Linked DNA regions of Homo sapiens: region 1 is linked to region 2. Evidence: chromatin contacts called from ENCODE Hi-C or POLR2A ChIA-PET data. All regions are on one chromosome and are shown on one strand. The core of a region is the stretch at or near the end of the contact, and the rest is flanking DNA. Distances in the headings are between cores, read along the strand shown. Region 1 holds the start of WLS (Wnt ligand secretion mediator). Region 2 holds the start of MIER1 (MIER1 transcriptional regulator).

Region 1 (4,230 bases), core at 697-3,196, 1.3 Mb before region 2:
TGTTAAAGGCTCAATAAGTGACTTGGATAAAGAGTTGAATGAGAGAATAGATAAACAGCAACCACAGTCATGCATTGCTTAATGATGGGAATACCTTCTGAGAATGTGTTGTTAGGTGATTTGTCATTGTGCAAATGTCATAGAGGGCACTTACATAAACCTAGGTAGCATAGCCTACTACAGACCTAGGCTACACCGTGTAGCTGATTGCTCCTAGACTACAAACCTGTCTGGCATGTTACTGTACTGAACACTGTAGACAACTGTAATGCAATAGTAAGCACTCTGTGTATCTAAACATATCTATAGAAAAGGTGTTGTAAGAATATGGTATTATAACCTTATAGGACTACTGTCACACACACGGTCTGTTGTTGACTGAAACATCCTTATGTGACACATAATGATGTGTATATCCTCAGAACTGTTAAGAACTATTAGATGTTGAAGAGATGGAGTTTTGTATGCATAAAGTTTGGTGCTTGTCCTTGACAAGTCTCTGTTCTATTTGGAGATTAGAAATGAATGCTTCTATTAAGTGTAACCTGCATGACATCTTTTATAAGGGCAATGAAAATTCAGGAACAGAGTAGAGGAGGAGAGAGGACTGGGAAAAATAGTCTCTTGGCATGAAGAGGGTGTGTAAGGATGGGAGGGACAAGAAACAAGATGTGTGGGTGGTGGTGGTAGAAACTGCACGTTTGGGGAGCAGGGTGGGGTATTTACCAAACCAAGGGTCTATTGAGTAAGGTGAGTTGTACTGGCCAAGCGGCCAGTTTATGAAACATGGAAAAACCAGGCCCAGAAATTTAGGCTTGATAGAGCAGGAAATCTCTATCGGGAGCCCCGCCCCTCTTTTTATGGAAGTTAAGTATAAATATAAATATATGATTTCTCACAAAGAGACAACAAACATTGTAACTTAATATAGGTACCCTCTAAACCAACTAAGATCTCTTTAGACCTTTGAAATACAAACTGTGGGCTTGCTTTCACATTCACTTATTCATTCCACAAAAGATTATGGGGCACCTACTAGAGCTAGCATTTTGTTAGGCACCATGGGGGGTACAAAGAACAAAAAAAACTTGGTCCCTATTCCCCAGGAGTTTACAGCTCAGTGGTGGAGACAAACGTGTACACAAATCCTTACAATAGGAGGTAAAAATGTAAATACAGGATTGTAGGGGCTCAGTTCCCAGAGATACTGCATGGAGGTGGTGTGGAAAATTAGAAAGATTTTTTAACACTAGTTGGTTTTGGATCAGGTTTAACATTGATGGAGTAGAACATGTTCTCTTTAAGGCAATAACCAGGGTTAAGGCTGTGGAAGCACATGTGCTGGAGTAACGAACAGTGGTCTGATTTGGCTGGAGAGCAAGTTTCCTCAAGGGGCGCCGTGGGGAATTTAGCTGGGTATGTGCCCAATAACCGAGGCTGGGAATCTGGTAGAAAGAAGTCGAGCTGAGACTTTATTCCGCATCTCTGTGTTTTGACTTAGGCATCTATTGGGTCCTTTTAAAAAAAATTCTCCTCCTCTTTCCTAAAGAGAGTTCTAGCAGTTGGGGGTGGGGTGGGGACCATTTCCTAAAGTCAACGCGTAAGTTAAAGGTCTGCAAGGCGGTCCACCGGTGATTTAAATCTCGCACTTCGGAAACCAGAAAAGGAAACCTGTGAGAAGCTGGGCAGGGGGAACCCGCTTAACATCAACAGCAACCCCTAAATGGCATCAGACCTTGGAGAGACAGGTTGCAGGCCAGACTCGGGAGCCAGGCGCCAGCACCCGCCAGAGCTCTGAGCCCCGAACTGGTGGGCAAGGGGTAGAGGAAGAGAGGGAGGGAGGGAGGGAGGAAGCGCGAGAGGGAGGGAGGAAGAAAGGGAGGGAGGCGGCGTCATGTGATCCGCTTCCCTGCTCCTTTAAGCGTCCACAGGCGGCGGAGCGGCCACAATCACAGCTCCGGGCATTGGGGGAACCCGAGCCGGCTGCGCCGGGGGAATCCGTGCGGGCGCCTTCCGTCCCGGTCCCATCCTCGCCGCGCTCCAGCACCTCTGAAGTTTTGCAGCGCCCAGAAAGGAGGCGAGGAAGGAGGGAGTGTGTGAGAGGAGGGAGCAAAAAGCTCACCCTAAAACATTTATTTCAAGGAGAAAAGAAAAAGGGGGGGCGCAAAAATGGCTGGGGCAATTATAGAAAACATGAGCACCAAGAAGCTGTGCATTGTTGGTGGGATTCTGCTCGTGTTCCAAATCATCGCCTTTCTGGTGGGAGGCTTGATTGGTAAGTGCGGAGAGCTGCAAACTTTTCCCCCTTTCTGTCTTTTCGGGCCCCTTCCCTCTTTGCCTCTTGGGCTACTTGTTACAGTATCACTGCCTTGCTTCTATGATCTAATTAGTCCGGCTATTGTGCTTAAGAAAGCAGAGCTCCATGGGGCTCCGTGGGGCACAATCCAGTCTAGTGGCTAAGAGAAAAGGAGGGGAAAAAGTTTTGGCCTAGTTTCAGTATCCACTTGAAAGGCAAGAGGGGGGCGGCGGGGGTGGGAATCTTAAGCATGGCGACGGATCGCGCGAGGAAGCGCTGGGTTACAAAGTTGATTGCTCGCCCCCCCCCCCCCCCGCTTTTTCCCGCGTTCCCCCCCTTTTCCTCTCGGTTCCCTTCCAATCAGCTCCGGGAGGGCAACGTAATCGACTTTATTAGGAACAACAGAAGAGTCGGGGAACTGTGCCCGGCGCAAACCCGGAGCTCTGTTACAAGGCTGAGATACTTGCACGGTTGTAAATGCATTTGGTCGTCTTTGCTAGGGGCTGAGGGTTTGCAATTTGGGGTCCCGACCTTCGCGCCCTCTGCTTTCCCGCCGCACTCCACCCCACGCTCTGCCGTGGACAGGTCCGAATTGTCGGCCGGGAGGTTGGGTGGGATGGGGTGGGGTGGGAGGGAGTCCTTGACCAGCGCCGCGGGAAGTTGGAGAGGTCGGAGGGGAAAAGCGTATCCGAAAGGTGTTGCTTTTGGCCTCCTGCCCACTCGTGAATATCCCTTCCCCCACTACTTAGAGCCCCGAGAGCCGGTGACTGTGAATGTCCCCGTCCTCTTTTGGCGCTTAGGAGAGCGCCCTCAGCTCCCACCACAGCCCCCCGCAGGTGACAGCTCGCCGGCCTCCTCGGCGACAGCGCCCGCCCCGGGAGACCTCCCCTGGCGTGCACCTCCCGGACCTCTCTGAGTCAAACAGGCTTCCGGGTGAAGAAAACCGCCTCACGGACCGTCCACTCGGAAAAACTCCCTTCCCCTCACTGTCTCCCCATCTGCATCCATCCTCCCGCCTCTCTGCACACTCGCGCCCCCCGCCCCCTCAAGATTTGGGACATCCCGGCACAAACTTCAATGCCAACTTTGCAGCGGGCGCGGACGGGAGGTTCGGTTTCCTTACTTCACGGCTTTGTTAAACTTTGCGGAGTGGGGAGTCCACGGAGGGGCTTTCTCCGCGCGTGCCTTTACGGGCGCCCACGCGATGTGGGGTGCGGGGAAAACGCCCGGGGGCGCCGGCGGCGTCGCTGCCAGAGCTGCACAGGCTTGGGCACCTCCAGTCGTGTGCTTGGCGTTTTGTCTCCAGACTTGGGTTTGATGGGAACAAATTAAAGGGAGTTTGGTACTGTAAATCACGGTAACATCCAAGCCAATTGTCTTAAACAAAGGAGAGTGGGTGAAGCTTCATCAAGGAGAGAAATACCTAAAGGAGACAGTGCTCTTTTCTCTGTGTGCATTTATCCACAAAACAGAAAAGGGTTCAGAGTTTTCAAACAATCTCTTATCCCCAGTGTGGGCCAAACAGCTTCACATTTTCTTTCTGGAACCCTCACCCTCAACACACACACACACACACACACACACGCGCGCACACACACACACGGGTTGGCTTTTGTGTTAGGAGCTTCTGTTTGGCTACATGCAATCTCGTTTCCCCGTATTGGATTTTTCGAGGCTCTTAATACCTTCTCTGCTGGGAGCTGAAGGCAGCCTTCCCTGTGCCCTCACAGTGATTATGCAGCGGTTACAATTACACCTCTTGTCTCCCTTGATGAGCAGTTGCAGTTAGATGCCATTGGATCTTGTGTGATTTCAGTGGCAGACCATAATTAAAATTTCTTGCACCTTGTGCTTTCAGAATTAAATTGGCCTATTATCCCTGTCTGACCTTCATCCTCTTTGAGGTTTTTGCACAAGCAGCAAACCATTACACA
Region 2 (4,308 bases), core at 1,532-4,031:
AAACCCCTCCAGTGACTCACTATATCTCATAAAAAGGCTGCTCTTTTCAAAAAAAGTTCAAATGTTTAAAACATTCTTTCTTTTATTATGCCAGAATCTACCTCCTTGTTGTTTCCATCCATTACCCTTAGTTCTTCAGCACTTTGGATTAATTCAACAGATATCTTCTTTGTATCCAAATGCAAACAGTTAATATTTATACTTGGGTTAACAAAAAAAAATTTATTTTTAAAGCCTATTCATACTAGAAGAGTTGAAAATAGGACATGAGAGAGCTAAAGGCATAAGAAAATGCACCATTAATTGTGTCTGCTTAAAATTATTACACTTTGTTATTTATTAATGTGATATCCAAAACAGTAGTTCTGTTGGAATTGTGTATAAAATTTTTAAACTAAAAAAGTGTGCTGAATTCCAATTTTATGTGAGGTTTGTGATTAATGTCCCAAAACAAAAAACCACTATACAAAGCCTGAATAAATGCCTCTTCAGCTCCTATTCCCCACCTAAAAGCCTCCTTATTTTCAGGCAAAGTAACATTAATTTTTATGACATTAAGCTACTCAAAACTGCTATTATATTGATAAATCATTTGTAAGCAATTTACTGAATCTTCCATTCAAAAGTTATTGAACAATTCTATAGAGGCTATAAGGCGCACGCACACACAAACCCCTCAGTTATTATTATGCTTTTAACAAAAGCATTTAGGAGCACAATCTTACTTCAACCAGTACCTTAAACGAACCAATGAACAAACTTCTTTGGCAATTTACATATACCTAAGAAATATAACCTTTTATTCAGTACCAACACCTGATTCAAATACAAGTAACATATATATATATACTATATAAACCTATCTGTTATGCAATCCAAAAAGGTACCTCTCAAAATGCACCAAGAAAATACTGTACTTATAACAATTTAGACTCTGGGGTTAGCTGACTGAAATAGATTAATACAACACATCCAAAACTAAAAAATTCTATATCTAACAATTTTCAGCGTCCATGAGTCTCTTTTGAGATTAGTTTATAAACTATTTCCTGAAATTTTTATTTAAAAGCAACAGCCTACACCATGTCTTTATGATGTGGTGGTAAAATTTTATGGATAATTACTAATTTGGTTGAAAATACCTACATCTAAAAAACTTAGCCTATTACATTTGGAAGCCCCACATCTATAGTGACAATCAGCATCATCTTTCGTTAGTTTCATTTTTTGTTATTAATGCCACTCTAAAACACTTATATAGGCTTTTGGTTCTTCAAATAACAGTTTTGGATTTTCTTTTCATAATTTTTACAGTTTTATCCAGTGGCCCCATTTTATCAGAATATTACAAACTATGATTATGGTTTTTACATTGATGACATGTTATTTTTATCTCACCCAAATTCTGGAAATTTTTGGCCCATCAGTTCTCAAACACTGGAACATATAAGAAGAGTAATATAATCTTATATTACTTGAGGGAGTTTGGATTTTCCCTCCCTTAATCTCCAAGTGTACCCCTGCCTACCAGCATCACATCCGTCTTGTCTGCATTGAACCTCAACCAGTTGGTTCTTAACCACGTCCGAAACTCAGCCAGGCACTGGGAGAATCGAGCGACCACACCATCTGGATCAAAGGAAAGAGAGCCTCAGTAGCAAGGAGACAGAAACGATGATACAAGCTCACCATCCACCCTGTTTCGCATTTTTAAAAAGATGGTCGGGAATCAGGACAAGGATCCCATGACAATTTTAGAAAAACATTTAATGAGCCTTAAGTCATGCAATTTGTAACTAATGATAAAGGAATAAAAGCGACCCAATAAATAGGTCGCCTCATTCCACCCATAAGTGAAGAAGGTTCAGTCAACTCCGGGTCATCTTGGTGAAGCGGCCTCAATAGCCAAGTCAATCTTGTAATTACATAAGTTCTTCTGCAGAAATGCAGAATTCTAGCGTTGGAGGAAGCTTTAAATAGGGAAAACTGAAGCCCAGAGAGGGATAGTGACTCGCTCAAGGTTACACAGCATGCAGGGACCACAGATAGGCTCCAGGCCAGGGACCTAGCCACTACAAGCTGAAAGAACAAGAGTAAAGAGCGGCGGGCATCTGTCCCAAGGGATCCTCCCACGCGCTAGGAGGACCTCGTTTCCTTACAGTAATACCCTATTCGAGTCTCTCCTCCCTCCCTGACTCCATCCGAAAAGGGCAAGTTGGCCCAGGGCGCTGCTCACCATAAAGGCTGCAGTGCAAGCGAGAGCCTCCCGGGGATGGGACACAAGTGAGGGAAATACAGGAGAAAGAGGCGGAGCCACAGCAGGGTGGTCAGCTTAGCCCCACCCCGACTGGGATCAGGGACCGAAGCGAACGGGGCGAGGCGAACTCACTCCGCAGCGGATTCCCAGCGCGGCGCCACCACCGCGAAGGCAAAAAGGCGGCGCTGGGAGGCAGTCGATGGCCAGAGGGAGGAAGCTGCGCATGCGCCTTTGGCAGCCGGCGGAGAGCAAGCCAGGCGCGTTCTGCGGCAGCCCCTCCCCGGAAGTTAAGGGTCTTCCGGGCGGTACACTGCCGTGGGGGAGGGGAAGGAGAGAAAGGGGACTGAGGACACCTCAGGAGCCCCTCATCCCAAACTGGAATAGAAGGGGAGAGATGGCTTGTGGAGGCTGCACTTACAGCCGCTGCCGCTGCTGCCGCCGCCACCTTCGCTGCTGCCGCCACCGCCTGAAGAAGCCCCATCCATCCGCCTGCAGCCGGGAGACTCAGAGCCTGGGAGGGGCCTGAGGCCCGGGCCGCCCGCCTCCTTCTTCCAGTCGTCGTCCGGAGCTTCCTCCAGCTCCACCAACCCTCTGCCCTCCCCTCCGCCTCCGCCCTCCTCCTCGGCCTCGTGCCGCCAGCCAACCGCGCGGCCGCTTGTTGAGCCAGGGCTCCACCGTCGCCATGACGCCCGGCAAACATTCCGGAGCCTCGGCCCGAGCCGCTAACGGAGGAGCTTGGGGGTACAGGGACTTCAGAGGCGGCCAAAAAAAGGGGTGGTGCACCACTCCCCAGCTGGTCGCCACCATGCCAGTCTCTCCGGCAGGCAGTCACAAGCAGCAGAACTTCGGGTTGTAAGTTCCGGCGCTAAAAACCGTAGTCCATCCCCCTGGGACCCGGAGGGAGCCCTTCTATTAATAGATACCATTTCTGGATTTGGAAAGGGGCCCTACCCTAACTGGGTTCAGTCTGTAGACCTTGAAGCTCCTAGGCCACAATGTCTCCTTTATCGACCTACCGCAGTCTTTAAAAGAATCTCTACTGGGCTGGGCGCGGTGGCTCACACCTGTAATCCCGGCACTTTGGGAGGCCGAGTGGGGTGGATCACCTGAGGTCAGAAGTTAGCGTCCAGGCTGGCCAACATGGTGAAACCCCGTCTGTACTAAAAATACAAAAAGTTAGCCGGACGTGGTGGCACATGCCTGTAATCCCAGCTACTTGGGAGGCTGAGGCAGGAGAATCCCTTGAACCCGGAAGGCGGAGGTTGCAGTAAGCCGAGATCGTGCCGTTGCACTCGAGCCTGAGCAACAGAGCGAGACTCTGTCTAAAAAATAAGATAAAATAAATCTCTATTGCTGTGCTTGCTGTGTGAGAAAAGACCTGGTTTAGAACCATCGTTCTAGCACTTCTAGTTTGTTAAGGCCTGCAGTCTCTCAAGCTTGATGCTTTCATGCTGTGCCCAGACGTTCAAGAGCCTCAGCTTCTGTGAGCCACCAGGCCGAACATTGCTGTGCTCTGTAGTAGAGGTATTTTATTGTCGTCTCGTCAATACCATCTTACTTTAAAACTAATTCCTGCTTCCAACATTCTGTTGTTATGCAGCAGTTGAACAAGACTGTAGAAAAGCACACAGCTGTGTGGACTTGTCTTACTTTAAATGGTTCCTTAGCGCTGCCCGTAATGCTGCCCACTAAGTTCCCCCAAAATTCCCTAAGTAATTTGTTTTCTCTTCCCCTCTCCAATCTCCTCCACCTCAGCTAATCTTTCTTCAGCGGAACTTGTTGAGAGTTCTTGGGAGAGAACCTTGCATTCTCTCTTGAATATGGTACTCACGCTTTTGTCCATCCTACCACTCCATCAAAACAGCTTCTATGAAAGCCAGCAATAGCCATGCAACCAAATACAATGGCTGATCCACAGTTTCATTCTTTTTGAATGAAGCAGTGTCGGTCGGGTTTATCGCTTCTCGATCTTTGAAAAGCTTTATTTGGGTTCTGAGAAACCACTCTTCCTAGTTCTTGTCTTGGTTCATGGTTTCACCTTTCCCAGATCC

What was found. A loop is a pair of places that touch in the nucleus more often than their neighbours do. ChIA-PET counts read pairs that join two places held with the same protein, here RNA polymerase II (POLR2A). Pooled maps may share reads with other maps.
Region 1: a loop to region 2 is called in a pooled map, with 6 times the contacts of the local background. The contact joins the promoter of WLS here to the promoter of MIER1 in region 2. A Hi-C loop is called at or near these places in 1 of 168 maps with a recorded cell type or tissue (sigmoid colon) and 5 of 50 pooled maps. POLR2A ChIA-PET finds 5 or more read pairs at or near these places in 1 of 52 experiments (endothelial cell of umbilical vein).

What each region holds. Positions count from the first base shown.
Region 1 is chr1:68,230,239-68,234,468 of GRCh38, reverse strand. WLS (Wnt ligand secretion mediator) reads left to right here and starts at 1,946. Exons shown (of 12, transcript NM_024911.7): 1 at 1,946-2,275. The coding sequence starts at 2,170.
Region 2 is chr1:66,923,463-66,927,770 of GRCh38, reverse strand. MIER1 (MIER1 transcriptional regulator) reads right to left here and starts at 2,781. Exons shown (of 14, transcript NM_001077700.3): 1 at 2,676-2,781; 2 at 1,529-1,629. The coding sequence starts at 2,742. It overlaps DNAI4 (dynein axonemal intermediate chain 4), which reads left to right and starts at 2,915. Exons shown (of 17, transcript NM_024763.5): 1 at 2,915-3,109. The coding sequence starts at 2,940. RefSeq lists enhancers at 2,483-2,762, 3,053-3,212 and a silencer at 2,793-2,912.